3 separate regions of the Mus musculus genome follow, and regions 1 and 2 are each linked to region 3. The links are chromatin loops, found by intact Hi-C in ENCODE. Cell type or tissue: left cerebral cortex. All regions are shown on one strand.

The links. Peaks named below come from ENCODE experiments on the same cell type or tissue, not always from the same donor. Only the 100,000 strongest peaks of a DNase experiment are listed, where the experiment ranks them.
Region 1: a loop joins it to region 3, with 4 times the contacts of the local background. A loop is called at or near these places in 2 of 42 quality-filtered maps.
Region 2: it touches region 3 in a loop (10-fold over the local background); 2 of 42 quality-filtered maps call a loop at or near these places.

Annotation. Positions count from the first base shown.
Region 1 is chr17:49,880,183-49,888,182 of GRCm38, reverse strand. The region is part of intron 16 of Kif6 (kinesin family member 6); the gene reads right to left. Among named protein-coding and RNA genes, the nearest start is that of Gm16555, 62 kb to the right of the region's middle. In left cerebral cortex, a CTCF peak has its summit at 4,837 (motif pointing left); a DNase peak (open chromatin) is centred at 4,639.
Region 2 is chr17:49,663,801-49,671,800 of GRCm38, reverse strand. It overlaps Kif6 (kinesin family member 6), which reads right to left. Exons shown (of 23, transcript NM_177052.3): 4 at 621-768. Among named protein-coding and RNA genes, the nearest start is that of Kif6, 53 kb to the right of the region's middle. In left cerebral cortex, no CTCF peak of the experiment used is centred here; DNase peaks (open chromatin) are centred at 4,090 and 4,893.
Region 3 is chr17:49,816,119-49,824,118 of GRCm38, reverse strand. All of the region lies in intron 13 of Kif6 (kinesin family member 6), which reads right to left. It overlaps Gm16555 (predicted gene 16555), which reads left to right and starts at 2,314. Exons shown (of 3, transcript NR_168028.1): 1 at 2,314-2,661; 2 at 4,731-4,808; 3 at 5,663-6,501. In left cerebral cortex, no CTCF peak of the experiment used is centred here; DNase peaks (open chromatin) are centred at 3,114, 3,685, 4,205, 7,883 and 2 more places; H3K27ac peaks cover 1,400 bases.

The sequences.
Region 1 (8,000 bases), 64 kb before region 3:
ATTCAGTCCAGCCAGGGATATAGAAGGAGACCCTGGTTCAAACAAAAGTACTCTTCAGAAACCCCAGATAATCCCCAGTCTGTATACTGTAGCAAGCGAGTTACTAATGCTGATCGTTTATTGAATGCCCTCTCTCAAATGTTTTTTGCCCAATTCATTAGGCACATATGAGGTTCTCTATGCACCAAGAAGACCTCAGAATAACCATGCAGGGACTGTACTACCACCTAACTCATCATAGACTTACTGTCCAGAAGTAACACAGGTCACAAGGCTGGGCAAAGCTGAGGTGTTAATTTTTTTTTCTGGTTCCAAAGAGGCAAATGTTTATACCAGCTCACCGTCCTGGCGCGTACGGCCCTCTGTTAAGTCTGTGGTTGGTTGAAAGCCTTTCATGCTTTTTACAAGTGGCTGTCCCATGGTGTATCCTGTTTCAGCAGGCTGGCCCTTGATCCCAGCTGCAGAAGGTCTGGCATATTGGGAGTCTGGCCTATAGAGACTCCTCCATCTGCCAAGCTATTCCTCTCTTCTCTCCCTCCTTACTGCTTCACTGACGCACGGACACATCTGCTAAGTGGTCACTAGCCTGCCTTTTATCTCTGTGGAACCAATCTCTCTCTCCTCCTTCCGCTGGGTGAGCAGGTCTGTCATCTCAGCTGAAGAGGAAGCTGGCGTCCTGTGGGAACATTTTAAGTTCCAGTCTTCATTACCCACAATCCTCCATGACTCCCCCCCCCCAAGTCACAGGCATAGGGAGCCTCAGAGGTGGGACATGCAGCCCTTGTTTTCTGCTTCTTTCCCCAGAGCTTTGTTTAGAGGCTGAGTACAGGACACACTGGATTCCATGTTTACTTGATGACCCTCTCTCTGAAAAACGGCAGATGTGAACCACAGAAAGAGGCATTTAACATCAAATGATAGCCGGCCTTCAAATGCTCAGGACACTGTGTTCCCTAGAGCTCCAGAGAACCCCACCCCCACCCCATCTGCCTCGCAATCTTCAGACACGAAACTCTGCCTCATCTTCCCTGTTTCAACACTGTTGACCCTGCACCAAGGGCACACAAGTGACAGTGACAGCCTGGGTGACAACTGGGGTACAGACCAGCAGAGAGGCTGCAGGAGTTGGGTGGAGGAAGAGCTCTGGTTCCCTTTGGGAGGCGGCATCAAGGACAGTGAGGGTGAGAAGGGGAAGCTGAAGGGGACTGAGTCCCAACATGCATTCATGGCCTTTCGGCAGAGGGGAGGCTCCTGCCTGATCCCATGGAGTGTGCTGGTTTCTGTGGGCATGCTGCAGGAGTTGGGGATGCCCAGGAGCCACAGGCAGAGGGATCATTCTCAATGTGTCTGACATGAGAATAGAAGGCCATGGCGTGTGTAGTTGTGGTCCAGGTCAATGTGTGTACCTGATTCATCCCCACCATCACAGTAGGCTCTGCCGTTTGCTGTGTGAGCTAAGGATCAACAGGGCTAGAAGTGTGCAATACCGTGTGTGTGTACACATGTGAGCGCCTGTATGCACGCTTGTGTGTAGAGATCAGAGGACAACTATGTAGAATCTGCTCTCTTGGGTTGTCAGACTTGCCCAGAAAGTGCTGTTACCTTTGGTGCCCTCCCTATCCCCTAAAGAGATGTGTATTTAGTTGTGACTGTTGGCCTGTCCTATTCCAGAAGGATTAATTCTAGCGACAAAGATGAACTTCAATCAACAACAACAACAACAAAGTTAAATCTATAATATAATACAATAGATCGAAATGCAAAGCTGGAGAGAAGGCTGATGGGTGCCCTTTTGGAGGAGGGAACAATAGGACAGAGACTTGCAGAGATTAGGAGACATAGAAACATGTGGAGGTCTCAGGCATGAGCCTGCTTGTTGCCTGTTGGGAACAATGAGAAGGCCTGAGCACCTGCAGGAGCTGGCAAAGGACAGTAGGTGCGGAGGCCACGAGGAAACCGAGGCAGAGTGGATTTGGCCCCTTTAGGCCATGGTAAGGACTCTGGCATTGAGATTGTGAGAAGCTGAGGGGTAACAGTGGTGGGATGGGGGTAGGGAAGTCCCTTGATCTAGTCTTTTGTAGCTGATCTGAGACTGCAATGAAGAGCCCCTTTGATGGTGTGTGTGTGTGTGTGTGTGTGTGTGTGCGCGTGCGCGCGCCAGGATTCTCTAAGCTTGTTGAAAGGTTCTGGGAAAGAGGACTGGGGCAAGGGACCTCCAGCAGCTGGGATGAAGGCACAGTGTCCCTGAGTCACAAGCTACCCTCAATGTCCCAGATGGTCCCGAGGCCAAAGGTGATGTTTGTTTTGTAGACTGCATTGGGACGCACCAGGAGCCAGGAGCCAGCCCCTGTGAAGAGAAGTCTGGGCTGGGCAGTCAAAAGGAGGCAAGTGAAAACAGACTGAGGGAGGACAGAGCAGGGAGAGAAAGGGAGCTTGGGCTTGCAGGCCTTTGTTCCCACTGGGACCCTGGCCATGGGCAGAACTGACTGTCACCTCACAGGAGGCACAGGGGAGGGCATCCTTTCAATGGGAGGATTCTTTCTCAAAGGATAGTACAGGAGAGGATATCCCTGAGTGACCTTTTGGAGGTCACTATGATGAACAGTCAGCTTCAAAGCAACACAGAAAAGCAAGTAGAAAGGGTTTAGTTTTACCCTGGCGGATGTCTATCTGGATGTCACACCAGGAGGACGCCTCAAGCAGCTGGATAGCATACTTCAAATCAGGAAGCCAGAGGGTAGGGCACTCAGTCCCCTCATTGCTGCCAAGGCCAGCCAGGGGGCCCTTCTGCCTGAGTTTGTTCTACTGGGGAGGTCTCTAGCCCCTGCTTCTCCTCTTCCGAGATCCTCCACTCCGCGCTCTACACAGTTATCTGGTGCCTGAACTGTACGAAATCTCATTTCTCTGCTTCAGTGGCTCTTGACTGAGGAGCTCTTCGAAATCACTTATGGAGCTTGTCAAAGCACAGCGGCAGCTGGGCCCCGGTCCAGACCTGCTGAGTTCAGATTTGTTAGCATGTCCTCTGGAGATCCCGATGCCACCCCTTGTTAAGGAACCAGCTAAGGCTCTGGACCCTTCGCTGTAAATGTCTGTGCAAGAGAGTTCCGGAGACGACAGGACCTGCACAGGAGATGGCTTGTGGGACAGAGTGTGTCCTCACAGCTCCGGCTTGCCCTGCAGATGTTTGAGGGCCACTGTGATGAAGAAGGAGCTCAGGGGTTTGCAGAAAGGACCACGCTCTGTGAAGCCGGAGCTGCCTGCAGTTGGCCCTCTTTAGGTGCTTGGCCCAATGTATGTAATAATATACACCACGTGACTGTCACCAGACCTCCCAGGTGTCATCTCACGAAATATTCACACCTCCTGTTCACACACACAGGGGACTTGGCCTTATCAAAGCCGGGGTCTCTCCCTCTGCAGGTGATTCCGTGACTAAAGGATACACAGGCTGCTCACTGAAGTCCGTATTAACTTACCCTAAGTGAGGCAAGGAGATGCTGTTTCCCTGAAATGACTTTCAGATCTGCAGCAGGGCCAAAACAAAGCCTCAGCACCCAGGCGCTGGCTTGTAAGGACTGCCATTCACTAACCCAAGCGCAACAACCTGTGCCGAGCTCCCGCTGGCCACGCGCAACTTAACCACTGGCTATGAGCAGGAGTCTACCGAAATCCAGGTCATCTCATGGGACTCCCGGGAGCAATCTGTCCCACCATCTTGACCACACTAGAGGTATGCAGGCAAGCAACGACAACAATTCCAACAACACTGTGAAACTGAGAGGGGTCTCTGGGCTTCTGTAGAGTATAGACTGTGGGGCCTAACATAGCCGTCACTTGGCCTGGGCCCAGCATGGCAGGAAGCAGTAGGCTCAGTTGTTCTCCCATACCAGACAGGGTATCAGAGCAGTCAGGCATTTCCTTAGCTAACCAGTGAATTCTTTCAACCCCCCACTCTGGGTTTCTGTGAGCTAAACTGCCTCCTAGAGACGTAGATCACTCAGCTTCGTCTTGTTTGAGGAGTCAAAGCGTCTCCTCTTATGGAGACTAATGGTGTCCAATGGTCAGAAAGTCTCTGGCTTCCCAATTAGACCAGATCCTGTGTGATGGCTCACATTTATTGTCAATTGAAATCATCACACTGACGGGTCCTCAGCGCCATCATCTATCTCGGTTTCGGCTCTGTGGAGTACCTTAGCAGCACATGGCATGCCTGGACTTCCGCTGCCATGAGAGCACCTGGGACACACTCATCCCTGCCCCACATTCCCTGCACACACTGTCTGTCATCCCCTCAGGGAGAACAGATGATCCTCGAGAGGAGAAAGGTGACACTTTAATACAACCACAAATGTCTAAGTCATGGAAAAGCACAGGCAAGACAGCCCCCCTTCTACCCTAGGCTGCTGTTGCCCCAAATCACATGCTTTGGGTGGCATTCTTCCCAGGCGGTTTCATGTTCCCAGAGGAGGAGCTGGGTCACAGAGACGAACAGTGTGCACAAGGTCAATCAGCAACATGGCAAAGATCCTTGGAATACTCCACACTCGAGAAAGGCGGGCCTCATACTTCCTTGAGCTTAGCTCTGTGGTCACGGCTTCTCTCTCTGGGAGCTCTCTCTCCCACTCACATCTGCTCACAGACCATTCTGACTCATATCTTTCCATGTTCTCTAATCTACCCATGATCCTCTCACCACACTCCTTCTCATCTTCAAGATCCTGCTTTAGAAGCAACGTGTCTCTTGTAACCCTCCGTTTAGGCACAAGAGAGATGGCTCTGTGGCTTGGAGCATATTGCTCTCCCTGAGGACCTGAGTTCAGTCCTGGGCTCACAATGGACTGCAATGCCAGACGCCCTCTGCTGGCCTCCTTGGACATTACACTCATGTACACATAGCCTCTCTCACACACATACATGCATATAATTCAAAACAATAAAAATAAATCCTAAAATCTTCTCTCCTGCCCTCTCAGCTTCAAGGCTCCATTGTGGCCACATGGCTGTCATAATGGCTTCCCAGAAGGGAATAAGTATGAGACCCACATGCAGGTCTTTGGGAAGCGAGGTTTCCCTATGCCAGAGAGAGGGACTTAGACTTTCTCTCTATGGAGATCTGAATGACACTGGTAAGTAGTGTGGGCCAATCCCCTGACAGGCTGTCAGAGAGCTTACTTTGATTTCTTTGGGGATCATTTATCACACACAGGAGCCACAAATGGGCTCCAAGGTGGCACAGCATTGAGGGTGAGGGCTGGCTGAGCCCTCTTGACTCTCATGTAACCTCAGACAAGGAGTGGAGCAGATGCCCTGGGAGACACTCTAAAAATAATTTTAAAAAGAAAGGAAGGAAGGAAGGAAGAGAGAGAGAGAGAAAGAAAAAAGAAAGAAAGAAAAAAGAAAGAAAGAAGGAAGGAAGGAATGAAGAAGGAAGGAAGGAAGAAGGAAGGAAGGAAGGAAAGAAAGAAAGAAAGAAAGAAAGAAAGAAAGAAAGAAAGAAAGAAAGAAAGAAAGAAAGAAAGAAAGAAAGAAAGAAACTATCCATTTTCCCCAGTCCACATCTTTCTCTTAAATGGGGGCTGGGGGGAGGGATGTATGTCTGGAGATGTGTTCCCTTCCATCATAGCCAGCAAGTAGGGCTTGGAAGAGGCCAACAGGAAGCTTGGTGGGCACCCCACAGTCCATGTGTGCCGAGTGAGGAGTGAACACTGGCCTCCTGGGTGATTTCGAGCCATGAGTGTACTGTTTCTGAATCAAGAAAAGATATACAGAGTGGGCTCTAATGAGCCGGTGTGAGCTGGTTTCAGCACACCCCTAGATCCTCTAGCACACTCCAGGAGACCAAGAACATTTTTAATAAGGCCCCCTGGATGGAACAGGACCCCAGGAAAAGTGAACCATGGGTAAGGCACAGCTTCCTGGGTTTGCGACAGGCCTGTTGCTCCTCACGGCATTGCTTCTCATGCTCACGTCTGTTTGTCCCCCCACCCCCACCCCCACCCCCTTCACCCTGGGGTTCTGGCTTCCGTGGGCTTCTTTAGCCTGGTATCCTGCCTGAAATCAGTCAGTGGAGATCATTAGCGGGCACCCGAGGGGAGGGAGAAGACAGAAAGCAAGACAGCTGAGGAGCTGTCTCTGCAGGGACTCGACTTGACTGTCACATTCAAGCTTCAGTTGTGTCCCATGGCCAAGGTTTCGATGCATCCCTCCCAGTCTCCATATGCCAGTTACTGCTCACATATGCCATGGTCCTACGGCTCTACGAGTGACAATACTTTCTGCTTTGATTGTACCCCTGGGGTGCTAGGTTGGCCCTTTTGGCTTTTCTACACTTGCCTACACCTTTATGAATAATAAAGCCTTTCTTCAATTTACTTCACAATACCTAATATGACTACTACCATATATCCTTCTTGTCAAGACCCCTGGTCACATGAGGTGCATAGCTGTCCAAATAAAAAGCATACTCTCCAGTGAAGGACTTAAGGTGGAAGACCTCCAGAGACCCCAAATGAGGAAGAGTCCAGTCACATACATGTCACAACAGTATCAGATAGGGGACAACTGTGTCCTTACTGACAGCCTCTTCTTGTGGCAATGGAGCCTTAATGGGTGGAGCAAGGAAGGAATTAGAGTGAGAGCAGCTGACCACAGACACATGACCTTAGCTGGGGTTAAGACAGAGAAGTAAGAACTAAGAACTGCAGTAAAACATGACTTTTTTTTTTTAAGATAGGGTATCTCTGTGTAACTCTGACTGTCCTGGAACTCACTCTGTAGATAAGGCTGGCTTTAAACTTACAGAGGTCCGCCTATCTCTCCTACCATGTGCTGGAATTAAAGGCATGCACAACGAACCATTTAGTTGGTTGTTTTTGTGATGAACAATGAATGACCAGTTGAATTGTGTGGTCACTCAGTTTCTGTTTGACATGGAGAAGCCAAACATCCTGTAAGCATTTCAGAGAGAGAGAGAAAGACACACACACACACACACACACACACACACACACACACAGAGTGAGAGAGAGAGACAGAGAGAGATCACGCACCAAGATAGTGATATTCACGTACATGGCCCTCCGCACTGTTCAACATGCTGGGTGTGCTCTCCACACTGTTGAGCCCACATAACTGCCCACATGCTTGGAGGCAGGAATGAGAACTGGCACATTTATGTTTTTCCCTTTAAGTCAGTGATCCTGACACAGTCACAGTGAGGCTACTTAGGATGAATTTGAGTAGGCATGGGATTCTCACTTTATTATCAAGGCAGCCATCATGATGATTAGGAAAAAAACAGTAATTTTCGTTTGAATTCTAAGCCCATGGAGTCTAATCTTTCATTGAGCTTGGGGGATTATCAGAAACAATTTCAACAAAGCTCAATTTATATTTATATGGTATAAATAACCCTCTGTGCCACCTCTTTATTTTGAAAACAAAACAAAACAAAAGCTCCAAATCATTTAATATAGTTGTTTCCATTCTTGTTTCTTAGTAAGCCATTACGGAGTTGGTGGGAGGCTCTGCGGCATCCACCATCCACTCTCCTCCACATCTCTCTGCAGATGTTGTGATTCTCACGCTTGCCATCAGCTTCTCTCCACGGTTCAGTTTCCCACTGTGCATGTTTCATGCCCCTATGCATCCCAGGCAGCACTGCATCATTGCGGGCAGCTCAGATTGGGTGGGAAACAGAAGAGAATGCAGAGCTGGGTGGGTAGGGAGGCAGGGCCGATCTCGGAGGAGTTGAAGACGAGGGTGCTACAGTCACACCTCATGAGGAATTTTCAAAGGTCTTATTAAACAACAACAACCAACCAACCAACCAACCAAAACCCAAAACAAAGCAAGTCTGAGCAGGGCTGAGGGGATTGCTTAAGTGGGTAAAGCATGTGTTATGGCCTGCTTGCAAGTGTGAAGACCTGAGTTCAAGTCCCCAGAACCACAAAAAAGCAAAAGCAAAAACAAAAACAAAAACAACCAGATGTGGTAGCACA
Region 2 (8,000 bases), 150 kb after region 3:
GATGCCGTGTTTGCTAGTTACAATATTTGTTGTATTTAAAAAAATCTACATGAGTGGGCTGGAGAGGGATGGCTCTCGTGGGTAAAGTGCTGGCTGTGTAAGCATGGAGATCAGAATTCAGATCCCCAGAACCAGTGTGAGAAGCTGAGTGTGGTGATGTAGCGATGGGACCTGGTGTAAGGTGAAGAGCTCTCAGGCTGGGTTAGGAGGAAGAGAAGGGCATCCCCAGAGCCCACTGAGCAGCCGGTCAAATCAATGAGCTCTGCTTCAGTGAGAGAATTTGTCTCACAAACAAATCCGTGGAGAGAAATAGAGGAATCCCAACATCAACTTCTGTACCACTCGACACACATGCACCCTCATACCAGACACAGAAGATTCCATCGTTCTGACCACTGCTCTGTCGCCAAAGTTGTCATTTGGTCTTTAAGCTCTGTAGGCATCTCAAATGAAGCCTCAGCCTTGCCAACATCCTACCCTGATAACAGAAGCACCTTCGTAATTTCTACCAAAGTCCTAGCCGTTCTTTAAGTGTGAAGGCCAGCGGTATTCTACAGCCCACATTCCCATGCAGGCACAGTGCAGAGTGCCTTACCGCCTCTCCTCGCCTCTGTCTTTACCTTTTGCAACTGCTCAAAAATGTACGACAGGGTCCTTGGGATGATGCCTCTGTCACTGTAGCGCTCTGCCCCGCCTGTGATGGTGAATGTCTTGCCACTGCCCGTCTGCCCATATGCGAAGATGGTGCCATTGTAACCTGCCAAGGTACTGCAAGAAAAAATGGCAGAGTTTTAATGGATTAGTGGACACCCACATTGGTACTAGATACTCAAAATCGAAGAGTAACCTTATAAACACTACTGAAATATACTCAAAAGATATTTACAGAATATTTATGTGACCATTCAGCTAGAATTTTGTGTGCTTTCACATGCCTGTGCTTGTGTACATATGGAGAGCAAAGGTCAACACGTGCATCCTCCTAAATGTCCACCATTCTTTTTTGAGACAGCCTCGCTCACTGAACTTGGAGCTCACTAATGAACTGAACTGGCCAGACAATGAGCTCCAGGGACCCTCCTGTCTCCACATCTCTTGCTCGTGCTTCTGGGCTCAGCGTTTACACAGATGCTGGAGATCACACTCTCGTCCTCAGGTCCCAGTAGCAAGCTCTTTACCTGCTGAGTCATTTCCCTGACCTGCGGACCAGTTTTTAATCCAGGAACCTCAGGCTATCAATGACTTTCTCTAAAGAAGGACATGCCACTCAAATGGAGTCTAGTATCTTAAAGTTTTACTATACTAAATGTATGATCTCAGGGAAATAGTTCTGATATGGCAAGAGGGTCTGTTTTAGTTACCCTCTGTGCAACTCCCCTGAAGAATATTTGTACCGGTAGCCACCCATACATTACTAGTAAAGTGATTTTACAGCTCTATTCCTTGTCATTTATTTCTCTATGAAATTTGGACAACAGAAAGTCCTCGGGAACCCCCTTTCCCATCCTCCTTGAAATGACTTTCTTTTTTGATGGAAGATGCTGGCCCATGCATGTTATTTCTGCCCAGCATAGAATCCTATGATTTGACAGTGGTCTTAAGAAGTCTTCAAACCACCACCTGTAACATGGCCTTTTAACAGTGTGTTCTGCATGATGTGGGCTTTGAAGAGAGTAGGCCTTTTATCTATGCCACACAGAACAGTAAACTCTTGCAGTTTTGCTGTCTCTTTGCTGCAAGTTGCTCCTTGATCTCCAAGATGTTTCCATCAAACCAGCTGCCATGATGTCAGCTAATGGGACCCGTGTTCCTAGTGGGTTTTAAGTGGATGGCTCCTCTGAGATTGCTGTTCATCATTTGCATAGGGAATCCTGCTCTACCCTGGCTGCTGATATGCTGCCAATAGTTCAGTCCAGAGCTTACTCTGCTTTTGACTATGATGAGTTCGCCTGTCCTCAAAGTGATCCCAAGAGAAAACAGGTGTTGCCTAGAGTTTATTCTGAAGAAGTCAGTTAAGCCCTTAGCATCTTATACAGCTAGAAACCTCACAACTGTGTGTTTCCTCAAGGTGCTTTGCACTGTGCAGAGTGTGAGTGTGGCTTACAAAACAGTCAGACTTAGTACAGGGAGTGGGGAAAGCCTCACAACTTTGAGGGTCAACATTCTGCTTTCAAGAAGGTGACTCATGTTGCCACCTGTGTCTTTACACTGGAACTGTCTGATGTTGACATTCTCAGCCTGTAAGAGAGTGTGAGTACCATGATGCATAGAGTTGGTTTGTTACTGAGTCTTTTCCACCAATGGACTCAGTCACCAAGGAGACAGAGATGCCTCATTGGAGTATCATTTGGATGTCGATTGTTTCTTGCCACAGATGTGCTGAGTAATTGGGGTCAACAATTTTAAGCAGCAGACTTCAAACGTTGCACCGACTGTTGACAGAAAGAAGTGCTGAAATTTATGAGGCTTTATCAGTTGCAAAAAGCAAAGGATCTGAGCATAAATTAGCATTTCCATTTTAACACAGACACAACCTATGCAGAGCAATGACTGAGGGTGAGCCATGGGTCCTCACTGAACAGTCATCTGATCTTTGTGTACCAAAAATCTCATCTCACACAGACTGTCACCTGTCTGTCTGCTCTAATATGTGTTTCCTTACCATGGTCTGCTATAGTCCACCTACTCCCATCAGCTACAGAGGCCTGCACATCGCACTGCACCAGTGAAAGCTTAACAAAGGAACAATGGCAAATGTTGTCCATTTCCTTTATCTAGAAGCTCCTCTTCCTAAATCAACCTCTTTACTGTGCACATCCCAGGCATTTTGACATGCGATTCTAGTCTCTTCTGTCCCAAGAAAAGATACAAGTTGAAAATAAAGAGAGTGATGGTGATATTATCTTCCTTTAAGCTCCATCTGTCCATCTGTCCATTTGTCCACAAGAGCAAAGACATTATACCCAAAGTGCCAAGGTCCACTTTGTCATTACTCTGAGAGCTATCTCAACATGGCCAACAGCTCAAGTAGCGCTTTAAAAAAATCTCAGTAGAAACAGCAGGCTTCAATGGCGTTCCAACTTCAGAAGTCCTAGCCCTTTCCCCCAGCTCCAAGGAAGACTTTAAAACCAATATGCCTGGAGGTGTGGGAGCCATAAACCTTACTTCCCAGCCACTGCTGAAGAAGCAGTGTGGATCTGGAACCCCTCACAAGCCTCCCCAGCCTGATCTTTCCTCGGCTGCCAACAAAGCTCTGATGAGACAGCAGAGTACGTGTCTTCTGACTCAAAGCCCTCATGGTGAGCATTCTGGCTGCAGGCAAATATTTGACATCTAAGTCATCCAACATGGTAATAGCAAAGAGATGAGCTTAAATGTGGCCACGTGCTCGTAAAGGCTTTTGACGATGACAGCAAGATATTTTGGAAAAAACCCTTGACACCTCCAAGGTACTAGAAGGCCATACTTAGGAAAGGACTTGAGAAGGACCCATTATCTCCCGTAGGATTGGTCTTGAGTCTCTGTACAAGAAGTGAATGGCAGTTAAGGGAGAGATGTAAAATCCCAAATATTGAAGGTGTGTCTCTACACATAGGTGCTCCTGTGGCAACCAGGAGAGATATGTTTAAGCCATTTAAGAAAACTTCACACAACAGAAAGCTGACTTCTCTAATTGGACAGGGGCTACATGCATTAGTCACTTTTCTGTTTCTATGATTAAGGAAAAATTCCACACTGACCAAGATAACTACACAGAAGGAAGAGGTTTTTTTTGGGGGGGGGCAGGGAGATAACAGTTTCAGAAGGAAGAGTCCATCAAGGCCAAGAGTCATGGCAGCAGACACCATGGCCAGAGCTGAAGAGCTCACATCCTCGACTGAATGCATGAAGCAGAGAACCTCAGGGAAGTAGGGTGATGCTTGCAACCCTGAAGTCCTACCCTCAGTGACTTGTTCCCTTCAACAGGGCCACCCCTAAACCTTCCCACAGAGCAGCACCATCTATATACAGACAAAGTGTTCAAACACTGGAACCCACGGGGGCGTATGATATTTAAATCACCACACTGAACAGAGCTGAAAGACAATTTAAGGAAGCTTTGTGAGGGGTACTGTCGGTAAGAACACCTTCTGTTGTAGATATGGGGACCTGAGTTTGAATTTCCAGCACTCACATAAAAAGCCAGTGTGGCTATGTGTGCACCTGCAACCCCAGCAAGTGGAAGGAGGCTAGAGTGTGTCGGGAGCTTGCTGGCCACCGGCCTAGCTCAGGGTTCAGCCAGAGAGCCTTTCCCTTGAGGGAGTAAGGCAGGGAATGATAGAAAGGACCACTAGACACCCTCCTTAGGCATAGGCTTCATGACTAAAGAAGAGGAAAAATATTGAAGATTTGTATTGTCCCCTTCCCTTCTGCTTCTGCCAGAATGGATGTAGCTTTTATAAAATTTCTACCGAAATTAAGGGACATGTAATAGTCAAGACAATAAGGACAAATGTGAAAACTCCCGCTTTCCACTCTCAGTTAACTGGAAGGCTAAAGTAACAAGGGTGGCAGAATACTGAAATACAGAGAACGATATGAAGTGGAACCAAATGCAGAGTCCAGAATCAGACTCTGCATATAGGTGTATACGGGGTTGGCTAGCCGTGCATCAGTGCTGTCCCTCAATTTATAGTTGGTGCCTTTCCAACATCAGTGATGAGATTATTTAATGGAGGAGAGGATAAAGAACAATCAGGAAAAGGAACAAAATGGAGCAAAAATACTAAACTTGTATATATGCACACGAACAGTGAGTGAGCATGAGTGGAGGCCGTGGGTGTGAGCACACAGAGCAGCTGCACACAGAAATCTGAAGGGAACATCACATCCAATGGAGCTGCCAGATGGGGAACTGAACTTGGGTCTTCTCCAAGAGCAGTATAGTCTTAGCTGCTGAGACACCTCCCCAGTACCCCATTTTTCCAGATTGTCTACCTTGTAAGGAAATTGATGTCGAACCTACAAGCCACAGCACACTAGAAATTACATCACAGTATCGAAAGCTGGAAAGTAGGGAACGGGGTTGGCAGGATGACTTAAAGGGTAATGGTGCTCCGTGTTATATCCCAGAAACTGAGTTCAATCCCTGGGATCCACATGAGACGGAGCTGACTTCTATGACCTACACACACACACACACACACACACACACACACACACACACAGAGACACACACACACATGCACAGTCACAAACACACATACTCAAAAACACACACACTCACACCCACAAGCATACACACAAACACACACACACACAGAGTCACAAACACACATACTCCGAAACACACACACACTCACACACAAACACAGTCACACACATACATACACACAAATGAAAAAAAAAGGAAAGTAGGCATTGAATTTAAATATGAATTTAAATAGGTTTACATTCCTAATTCTGATGAGTAAGCAAATAAATCACCTCCATACGCACATCCATATATTTAAAAGAATGCATTCACCTCTAAGGCCCAAGCGAGATGGAAGAAACCAGCCATAAAATGTCATATATTGTAAGACCTTGTCTATGCAAAATGTTTAGACAAGCAGATTCCAATCAGTAGGGAAAGTGGATGAGGGGCTGACACCAGCCGAATGGAAACAGAAAATAGGGAGCAAATGTTGCATACAGTCAAGGATTTCTTTGGGACTAACAAAAATGTCCTAAAGTTAATCAACGGTCATGGACGGCTGCATAGTTATTCTAAAAACGACTAAATTGTATTCATCAGCAAATTCTACTACATGCATTTATTTTGTGTGTCTGCACTTTTATGTGCACTAGGGTACATGGGTGAAGGTCCAGAGTGGGTTCTCTCTACTGTGTAGGTTCTGGGGATCAAACTTAGGCCCATGGGCTCAGAAGCAAAAGCCTTTACCCAGTGAGCATACCTCGCTAGATCCCTAAATGATGTTTTTAAAATGATACAGGGCATGTGAGTTATATCACAAGGAAGCTGCTGATTCAATATAATGAAGAAGAAGAATCTATAGGAAGTCTTAGTAACAAGACATTTTTGCTGTCTTCCCTAGGTGTTTGTCCTAGATGGAGCACTGAGAAACAAGAGAGGCAAATTCTAGTAACTAAGGAAGCAGGATGGGCATTTGTGATGATAGCTACCTCTCAACAGACTAAAATCAACACTGCAGACCCTGCTGATCCTCGCAGCCAGGGACATGGAAATCAATCCACCATTTCTAGAATGGCATGTGATGATCAGGTGAAATGTCTGTTGGAGAAAGCATCTTCCTTCCTTTGCAGAGCGCATCCTCCCCCTAGGAGCCTGAGTTCTTAAGACAAGATATTTTGTCAGCACTTAACTTTTAAGATTTTCATGAATAACTTCAAAATAAAGCCTGTACCCTCTGGGAGATTCTAGACTGAAGTATGAATGGACGATATCCTGTTTCCATGCTAAAAAAAATATAATTTGTTTCTGTTTAGCTTCTTCATTTGTATTATTTTTGATTGGTTTAATGAAAATTCATATAAAAGATCATGTAGGTGTGAAGAAAATGAAACTTGGTGTGGTTTATGCTTCATAAAAAGTCTTAGTTTCCTCCTACACAATGGCTACATAAAAGTAACCAAAAAAAAATGACTCTTGTGCTGGACACGGAGACAGAAGCTTTGAACTCCAGCACTGGGGAGGCGGCTGCAGTCTGAGTTGTATGATTTACAACCAGTTTTGTCTACATACTCAAACTGTCTTTTTTTTAAAAAATGTAATGACAATTTAACTCCTTAAATAAAAGAGAATAATAATAATAGAATTAAATAATTCTGATCTTCACACTTTAATCATAGGAAAACAAAGGAAAGAGAGAGGAGAAAGAGAGAAGGAGAAGGAGGAGGAGGGAGGTAGGGAGGGAGAAGAGGGAAAGAAGAAGGAGAGGGAGGAAAGGGAAGAAGGAAGGGAGGGAGGGAGGGAGGGAGGGAGGGAGGGAGGGAGGGGGAGGGAGGGCGGGAGGGCGGGAGGGCGGGAGGGCGGGAGGGCGGGAGGGCGGGAGGGAGGGAGGGAGGGAGGGAGGGAGGGAGGGAGGGGAGTTGCAGAAATGGCTCAGTGGGTAAGAGCACAGGCTGTTCTTGGGGATGGCCCACGTTCAGTTCCCAGCACCTCATGGGGGCTCATAAACCTAACTCCAGGTCTAGAAACCCTGAGGCTTCTTCCGACCTCTCAGGGTTCTTGAACATACGTGATACAGCAAATGCATGCACTCAGGTATGCACATGTACTCATGACACATATAATTTAAGAAAAAGAAACAGTAACTGATATCATTAGAAGCCTGCTGGTTACTTTCCAGCCAACAGAACCACCCCCTCCAAAATTATGTCGGAGAAATACTCAAAACTATTTATTGAGCTGTTTGATTCAAGTTCATGCTGACCTCATACAATCAGGACCAGCTTCTACTTTGAGGGAAGGGGTGGCTGAAGTGTTACCCTAAAAACGGTTAGCTATCTGTTGTTTCTTGAGATAATAACACATGTAGCCCAGGCTATGTAGCCAAGGTTGATCTTGAACTCCTGACCCTCCTGCTTTCATTACCCAAGTGCTGGGATTAGAAGTGTGCTCCATTATATCCAGCTTTGAAGGTTCTAACAACAGAGCTTGGCTGGTACAGCTAGCTGTGCAATACTTGTGGGTCTCCAGTCTTTGCTCATCTTCATCTTCCTGAGAGAGGCACAGCCAAACTACTCCTCTTGGTGTCCCTCTAGGTCCCTTCTGTTGACTCCAGCAGAGGCTGAGGCCTAGCTGTCTTTGCTAAGTTGTGTCACAACTGTTGTTACCCCCACTCTACCAAACTGGACTGCTGGTGTATCCATGAAGTGTTTGCCAGTGGATTGAGCTGCAGCTGCTAAACTGTGAACTGAACTGACGATTTCCAGATAGCACAGATGGGAGTTGCTTCAAAGAACCTTTCTAAACAAGTCTAGCCCCCCCCCCCCCC
Region 3 (8,000 bases):
TAAACAAAACTCAAAAAATCAAAATCAGCTGTCCCCTCCCCCAAATGCATAGTCCCTTAAATGTGTATGCATTCAATGCAAAATTGCTGCCTCCCAGCTCAGAAGACCTAGTGAACCAGTTAAAAAATTTCCATGTCTATGTTCATCATTTGTGGGCAGGGGTAGGGGGATTACGTGTAAGTGTGTGTGTGTGTGTGTGTGTGTGTGTGTGTGTGTGTGCATTTTCTGTGACATGGAATTGATGCAACCTTTATATGCTGGTAGGAACTAGGCTTTTGAGAACATGTTAGAGGCACTGCCTCAGCTTTGTAAGTTAGTTCTCCCAGCGGCCCTATTAGCTGTGTGCTATTGGGCTCATTTCTGAGGTTAGGTGATAAAAGTTGAAAGAGACTGAAAGTCTCTAAATCAACTGCAAGTGAGTGGTAAATATATACTGTGCTCTCGGGTTTGACTCAACAAGCAAGCCTCTTTCTCAATTTCTCTACAGAAAGGGACCTTTACTGAAGCATCAGGAACCAGAGTACGTGTACTTGAGGTGCACACGTTGATGAGCTGATGTATGGCTATGCCATATGATCATGAGGATAATTAGAGTTAACTGCAGTTCTAATACATAGATCCATCTTGAGCTGTCCCCTCTGTAAGTTTCACGTATGCGACACAGGGATATTAACTTGTTAGTGTTTTTAACAATAGGCAGACCTCGTCCTGTACTTTAGAGACCCTGGATTTCCTCATCATCTTGGCTGAAAAGTTTGTGCTCTGTGCCCAACACCTTCTTGTTCTCTCCGGTGCAAATTCCATCTGGAAATGACTGGGTGCCTTCTGGGTGATGCATTTCTACAGCCCTCTCACCTCTCAGCCTCCTCATCTCCTGTTCATGTGTCCTCAAAACATACAGCTCCAAGCTTACTTCTTGGAATGCTGTTTAAAAGTCTGAAAGATGGAGGGATGGATGGGGAATCGCTTCAAAAGTGAAAGCATGTCCACACTTTAGTCTTCGTTCTTGATTTTCATGTTCTGCAAATTGTAACTTATATCTTGGGTATTCTAAGTGTCTGGGCTAATATCCACTTATCAGTGAGAACATATCATTTGAGTTCTTTTGTGATTGGGTTACCTCACTCAGGATGATGCCCTCCAGGTCCAACCATTTGCCTAGGAATTTCATAAATTCATTCTTTTTAATAGCTGAGTAGAACTCCATTGTGTAACCTTAGAATAGGGAACAAAACACCCATGGAAGGAGTTACAGAGACAAAGTTTGGAACTGAGACAAAAGGATGGACCATCTAGAGACTGCCATATCCAGGGATCCATCCCATAATCAACCTCCAAATGCTGACACCATTGCATACACTAGCAAGATTTTGCTGAAATGACCCTGATATAGCTGTCTCTTGTGAGACTATGCCGGGGCCCAGCAAACACAGAAGTGGATGCTCACAGTCAGCTATTGGATGGATCACAGGGCCCCCAATGGAGGAGCTAGAGAATGTACCCAAGGAGCTAAAGGGAACTGCAACCCTATAGGTGGAACAACAATATGAACTAACCAGTACCCCGGAGCTCTTGACTCTAGCTGCATATGTATCAAAAGATGGCCTAGTCGGCCATCACTGGAAAGAGAGGCCCATTGGACATGCAAACTTTATATGCCCCAGTACAGGAGAACGCCAGGGCCAAAAAGTGGGAGTGGGTGGGTAGGGGAGTGGGTAGGAGGGTATGGGGGACTTTTGGGATAGCATTGGAAATGTAAATGAGGAAAATACCTAATAAAAATATTAAAAGAAAAAGTGAAAACGTAAGGAAGAGTTACAATTCTCATGTAGGTGCCCGTGAATCACCTGAAAGGCCACCACTGAGAGCTGTTCAGAGTGTGAGAACCATTTAACTCATTCGGATACTGCAGAGAATGGGGATTATGGGTTGTACAGAGAGAGGTGAGTGGTGAAGTGGAAACATAGGGTTTTCTTTGGAAAGTCAGTTGTGTTGGATGGTGGGGAAGACACGTGAAGGAGTATTTTCCTGAAACAGACACAGGTCAAAGGATGTTTTGCTGAAGCAGCCACATAAAGAAATGTTTCACTGAAGCAGACATAGGTAAAAAGATGTTTGGCTAAAGCAAACATATAAAAAAGACACATAATATTAAGAAGGATCCAACAGACACTAGATGATGCTAGATGGTATTGGTACACCTTGCCATTCCGTAATGGTCATTGTCTGTCATGACGTCATAGAAAGAAACACACCAAAAAAATCTCCTGGTGGTGTTCTGGAGTCTTCTTGCAGCTTCTGTGGACTCAGGCCAATTGAAAGAGTGATGAGAATTGATACAGACTCGTGGTGTTTTGCTAAGACAAGACTGTAAAAGAATACATTGAGTTTGGAAGGAATATGAACAGGACTCAACAGACTGTGACAGAGGCTTACATAACTAGCTTTACAATGCTTCATTGCTCTCATGTCTTTTGTCTTCAAGGATCGTCACTTTGTTGAGAGAGGCATGACAGAAAACTTCTCCTGGCATCCTTGCTGACCCTGGTCTCTCCTGCTGACTTGTGCAGATTCAGTAGAGGCCTGGCTGTTTCTGCTGGGTCGTGTTCACTATACTGATACTACTTAACTGGACTGCTGTTATATATCCTGACAACACAGGTTAGATTTGCTCTGAAGAACTATTTCTAAACAGGTCCACTTCCCCCATATCCCAATAACCTTTCTTTTTCACTACCCCTGGTGGGTGATGGGCTAAAAGAGAAGTTAAAACTTTTAAAAATCCTTCTTAAAAATAGGTTTTTAAAAAAAGTAAAGCCAACAGAGTAGTTTTAGCATCTGGGCTGGCTCCATAGCTTCTGTGTTCTCAGCTTCCCCTACTCAGTCCACAGCACGCACCTCTTCCAGTCAGACACTTCCTGCAGAGGCAGGGGCTTCCTCATCTCCCCACTACAGCGCTTGCCATTGGGCCCTTATGGCTATCCATCACTTGGGCTTTCTTTCTGGTAGCAATGGAACCAGCAGGATTCATCACTTTATCAAAGGTCCACCTTTCCTTTGTCTAGGTTTTGGCACTCAGCTGCCTCCCTGGGCTTTCCTCCTCCCAGAACTCCTCCTCTCTGGCATAAGCAACCCCCTGCTTCCTTTGGATTGTTCCCAGCAGCATATTTTAAAAGTTCCTGATGACTGAGTTAGGGATAGATGTTGATATAGATAAACTGGCAGGTACAGAAATGTAAGGTTAGGGCATCTTTGTTCGTAAACTGGAAAGATCACTGCTTTCAGTGGGATGATCAGACTATTCACTGGATACAGAGGGCTGGGAAAGTGGGGTGTTGCTCTCTTCAGGGTTTCAGACTCTCACAATGTTCTCTTTACCCAATTTGTGGTTCAGTTCTCTGTCTACTTCTCTGCCCTTTTTTACACATCACAAAAAAACAAATGCTTAAACCAGCTCTGCTCTGCATTTTCCATCTCAATATCCCTCCATTTCTTCCTTTCAATCCAGTTGCAAACTGTCCATCTCTCACCCCGAAACTCATCTTTCCAGATCCTTAAGGACCTTAACATTCCAAAGCCAGTGGTTAGCTTTCCCTTCTTATTTTAGCAGAGCTCTCACTGAACACTGGAGGAGTGCAGGCAGGAAGAGTGTGGGATGCTCTCTTCAGTTAGCCCTGGAATGGTGGGAACAGGTGTTACTTCCTGACGTAGGCGCTGTGACGGCTAGCTTTTAACTACCAACTTGCCACAGCCTAGAATCTCCACAGAAGACACCTTCAGCTGAGGAATTGTCTAGATCAGGTTGCCCTATAGGGGATTGATTTGATTATTAATGAACCCAGCCCACTGTGGGTAGCATCATTTCCTAGGCCCCAAATAGTGTAAGAGTAAAGAAAGCTAGCTAAGACTCACCAATCAGGCAGCACGAGTAACGGCAGTGTCTCTTTGCTTCTTGACTATGAATATAACATGACCAGCTGGCATAAACTTCTGTCACAGTAATGTTCCTGTATGTATGGACTGATCATTCATAACTTTTCCCTCTCCCTAAGCCACTTTTGGTCAGGATATTTTATCACAACAACAACAGTATAAGCATAAACATCCCATCTAGCTCCCGTATGATTCTCGTGCCCTCTTCCTCTAGCGGAGTGACATGGTAGTAGTGGTTCCTGTTCAGCCTCCAACAACCTGTGTGCCTAGAATCACGGCAATTCTCCTACCTGCCCAGACCCATATTGTTACACAATGTGAATGAAGATGCATCTTGCTATGAGTCACTGAGAAATGGTCTTGGTTTACGGTGAGAGGATAACTTAGTTTATCTGGAATAATGTGCATCAGTTGACTCAGCTGAGCACCTTCCACCTGCCTGAACACTTCCTACCCCAGTCCACTTTGGAACTACCTTTGTGATGCCCATCCCAACAACCCCTGATACCTTCCTGGCATCTCCTTGAATGCCAGAGATGGTAAGACTCCTCCCTAGACATTTATCTTTCAAGAGACAATTCCATTTGCTTACATACAAATGGTTCCAAAATTTAGATCTTCAGTCCTACCCTCTCCTTTGAAGGGTAGGTAAACTGGCACATGTAGGTGCCCACTGGGAATCTGTAGATCCCATTTCCACCTCCTCAATAGAGAGCAGGAAGTTACCGTTCCCCCGAATTTCTGACGAGTTCACTGGAAGGTGTGTGAAGATTTTCTCTCACTCTACTGCCCTACAGAGTTCAGAAATGGGTGCAGTCCATGCCACATGCAGGAGCTAAGATGTCAGACCCCAGAGGATTTGGCTTCCTGACGAGGTGAAACCATACCTAAGGCATTGATTAATTTGGTTTTAATTATTAATCTATAAATGGTCCATTGTAGAAAAGTTGGAAGATACTGAATGGTATAAAGAAGCTGGGAAAAAACCTGAACAAACCCCAGCGCTACTTAGTGGCTGCATTTTTCTTTCCACTTCATGCTGTGCTCTGTCTTATTACATAGTTAGGATGATAACACATACAACCCCTTGGCCTGCTGATTTCATTTAACATTATCTAATCACCCCTTTCTATGGTGCATCAAGATCTTTAAGAATATTACTTTTTATGGCTATGGAATGCATCTTTCTTGGAGTCTATTCCCTTCCACCAGACAGTTGTATTTTATTGTATTTGTATTACTTCACGGTTTGTAAGTATCACTGCAAGGATTCTCTTGCTACACGACCACTCTTCCATAGCTAATCAATTGTTTCCACAAGCCCTGACAGTGCTACTGTGCAGTACTCACTGTGGAGTTAGGAGAAAGGTGGTGAATGAGAGCTGATCTGCGACTCTGAGCTTTCCAGATCAATGCGCATCAGTCGACCCAACCGACCACCTCCCACCTGCCTGAAGCACTTCCTGCCCCAGTCTACCGTGGCACTATCTTCCTGATGCCCATCCCATCAGCCCCTGGCACACTCCTGTAGCAAGGAGAGACACCAGACAGCAGGAGAGCTTGTCTACGAAAGACAGAAACATGGGGGGTTGGGGGGGGGAGGCTGTGCTACTGAGGGGAGTCAGAGGGTTCATCCTCCATGGTGGCTTCTCTGCAGAGACATTTGGGGTGTTTTAGTAAGCCAGCTTACCAGAGGGAGTTCGGCATTGAATTTCATCTTGCTTTCTAGGAAGCCATGTGACTCTGAAGCCGTGCGGGAAGAGCCACTAGAAACCTGTGTCCTAGAAATCAGGATCTTGAACTTGGCTCCTCTAGTCCCTGACTTTTATACGGGAAGTCGGTATAGACCTGCAACTGCGTCTGTGTGATTGTGGAAATGTGTGTGGGTGTGTATCTGAGTGCATGTGTGTGCCTGAGTGCACTGGTATGATGGAGCTGGAGGAGAGAGAGAGAGAGAGAGAGAGAAAGAGAGAGAGAGAGAGAGAGAGGTGTCTGTGAGAGTGGAGAGCTGGAGCCCAGGCGCGAGCATGAGTCTCTGAAAGATTAGATGCAGTGGGCATGGATCAGAGCTAAAGGGTACTGGATGGTGTGGTGTGAATCTTCCTGTGTCTGACGCTTACAGGTGGTCATTGACATATGCACCTGTGCATGATGGGAGGGCATGGAAGGTGGCAGGAGGAAGGGCCTGGGGTGACTGTTCACAGAGGGGCTCAGGGTTTGTGAATCAGAGGCTAAGGGGAAAGGCCCCACAATCCAGGATCTGGAAGAGCTTATTTAATTTTGTCACTCACTGTGTGTTTCTGTGTATGAATACCTGCATTAAGGGAGCATCCTAAGTATCCATCAGCAGAAGAATGAATAAAGAAAGTGCAGTTTGAGGCTGGAGAGATGGCTCAGTGGTGAAAACGACTGACTACTCTTCCAGAGGCCCTGAGTTCAATTCCCAGCAACCACATGGTGGCTGACAACAATCTGTAATGGGATCCAATGCCTTCTTCTGGTGTGTCTGAAGACAGCGACAGTGTACTCATGTGCCTGAAATGAATAAATAAATAAATCTTGAAAAAAGGAAGTGTGGTTTATAGACACATAAGGGAAAGACAGAGGTGTGTCATTTGGGAGAAGATGAAGGCAGGAAAGGAGAGATGATCACAGAAGTGAATTCAGCCATGCTCATGTAGGGTTCCTAGGTTTTACGTAGGTCTAGAAAATCAGGTTGGTGTATGTCATGAAAGGAGAACAGAGGTGACTGGGCAGGAGAGGCGGGGGGAAGGGAGAGGGTTGGAGGCCTGTTGTGAGTGGGTAAAGGAGACTTGCATGCTAAAAACTTTACAGAACACAACCCATGCGAAATGGATAGATACAGTGAACGTAAAACATGTGGTCCTGACGAAAAAGAAGAGGAGGAAGGAAAAAGACTAAGGAAGGGAGGGAGGAAGGGGGAGGGAGGGGAAGAGAGGGGAAAAAATCCTCTTTTCTTTAAGCCAGAAGCAGAACTGGGCTGTGGAAGACATTGCCAAGTGCACGGGGCCTTCATTTACCCTCTGTGCCATGCGGCAGGAAGAGGAAGAGGAAGAGGAAGAGGAAGAGGAAGAGGAAGAGGAAGAGGAAGAGGAAGGAAAGATTCGAGCGGAGTTGAGTGACCTAATGAAGAAGCATCCTGAGTTGAGCCAGATCGGCGTCTTCTGCAGTAGAAAATGCTCACTGTTCTGGGAGGGCACAGCTGGGAGCTGGTGTGGCCCATTAGGAGGACTGCCCCCTGTGCCTGGCCCGGAAGCTGCCTCTCACTTCACTGGGCTCTCTAATGAGCTCTGGGGGAGCTCTGGGCAATAATTGCTCTCAGGGTATGAGGGACTCTGAGGGAGCAGACTGAAAGCCCCTCTGGCTAGACTTCCTCCTGTTAACAGACAACCAGTCTTTGAACTCATAATTACAGAGACATGGGTCTCCTAGCCTGGTTGCAAAAGTGACTCATTTTAACTCAATTGCTAGTGTCTGTCCTGTTACCAAATCTACTATTCCAAGTTAATGGGGGGGGGGGGAGAAGGTTGAAAAAAAAAGGAACATTTTTATTAAAAAAGAGCAGGATGATTAGAAAGAGCTCAGCCTGCGCTGTGCTTTCCAGACGTGTGGAGCAAAGTCAAAGCTCAGCCCTGTGGCAGCACAGCAACAAGGTCCATCTCAGAATGGATGGAGGCTTGCTTTCCACAGCCAAGGCAGGAGATGAGAGTCTCGGATGCTCTCCCCTCCCCCTCCCTCATCCCATGCGCTTGGATCCATTGGAACTGAAGCAACAAGACATAGCTTTCATTGGGTTGGTGTGACTCACAACTTTGTTGAAGAGTCAGAGATAGGAGATGCCACTGAGTTTGCCCGGGGCTAATTACTCAGACAGATGGAGTGACAGACCCGGCAATCATGTGAATTAGTGTGATCTGGTGACAGGGGTCTGTGCAGGAAGGAGAATGATAAAGCCTGCTGTCACCCAGCCTGCTCCTGGGGGCACATGCTACATCAATAGTCTTTGCCTAAGGAAACAATGGCTGGAGCCATTACTCCCTGTCAGT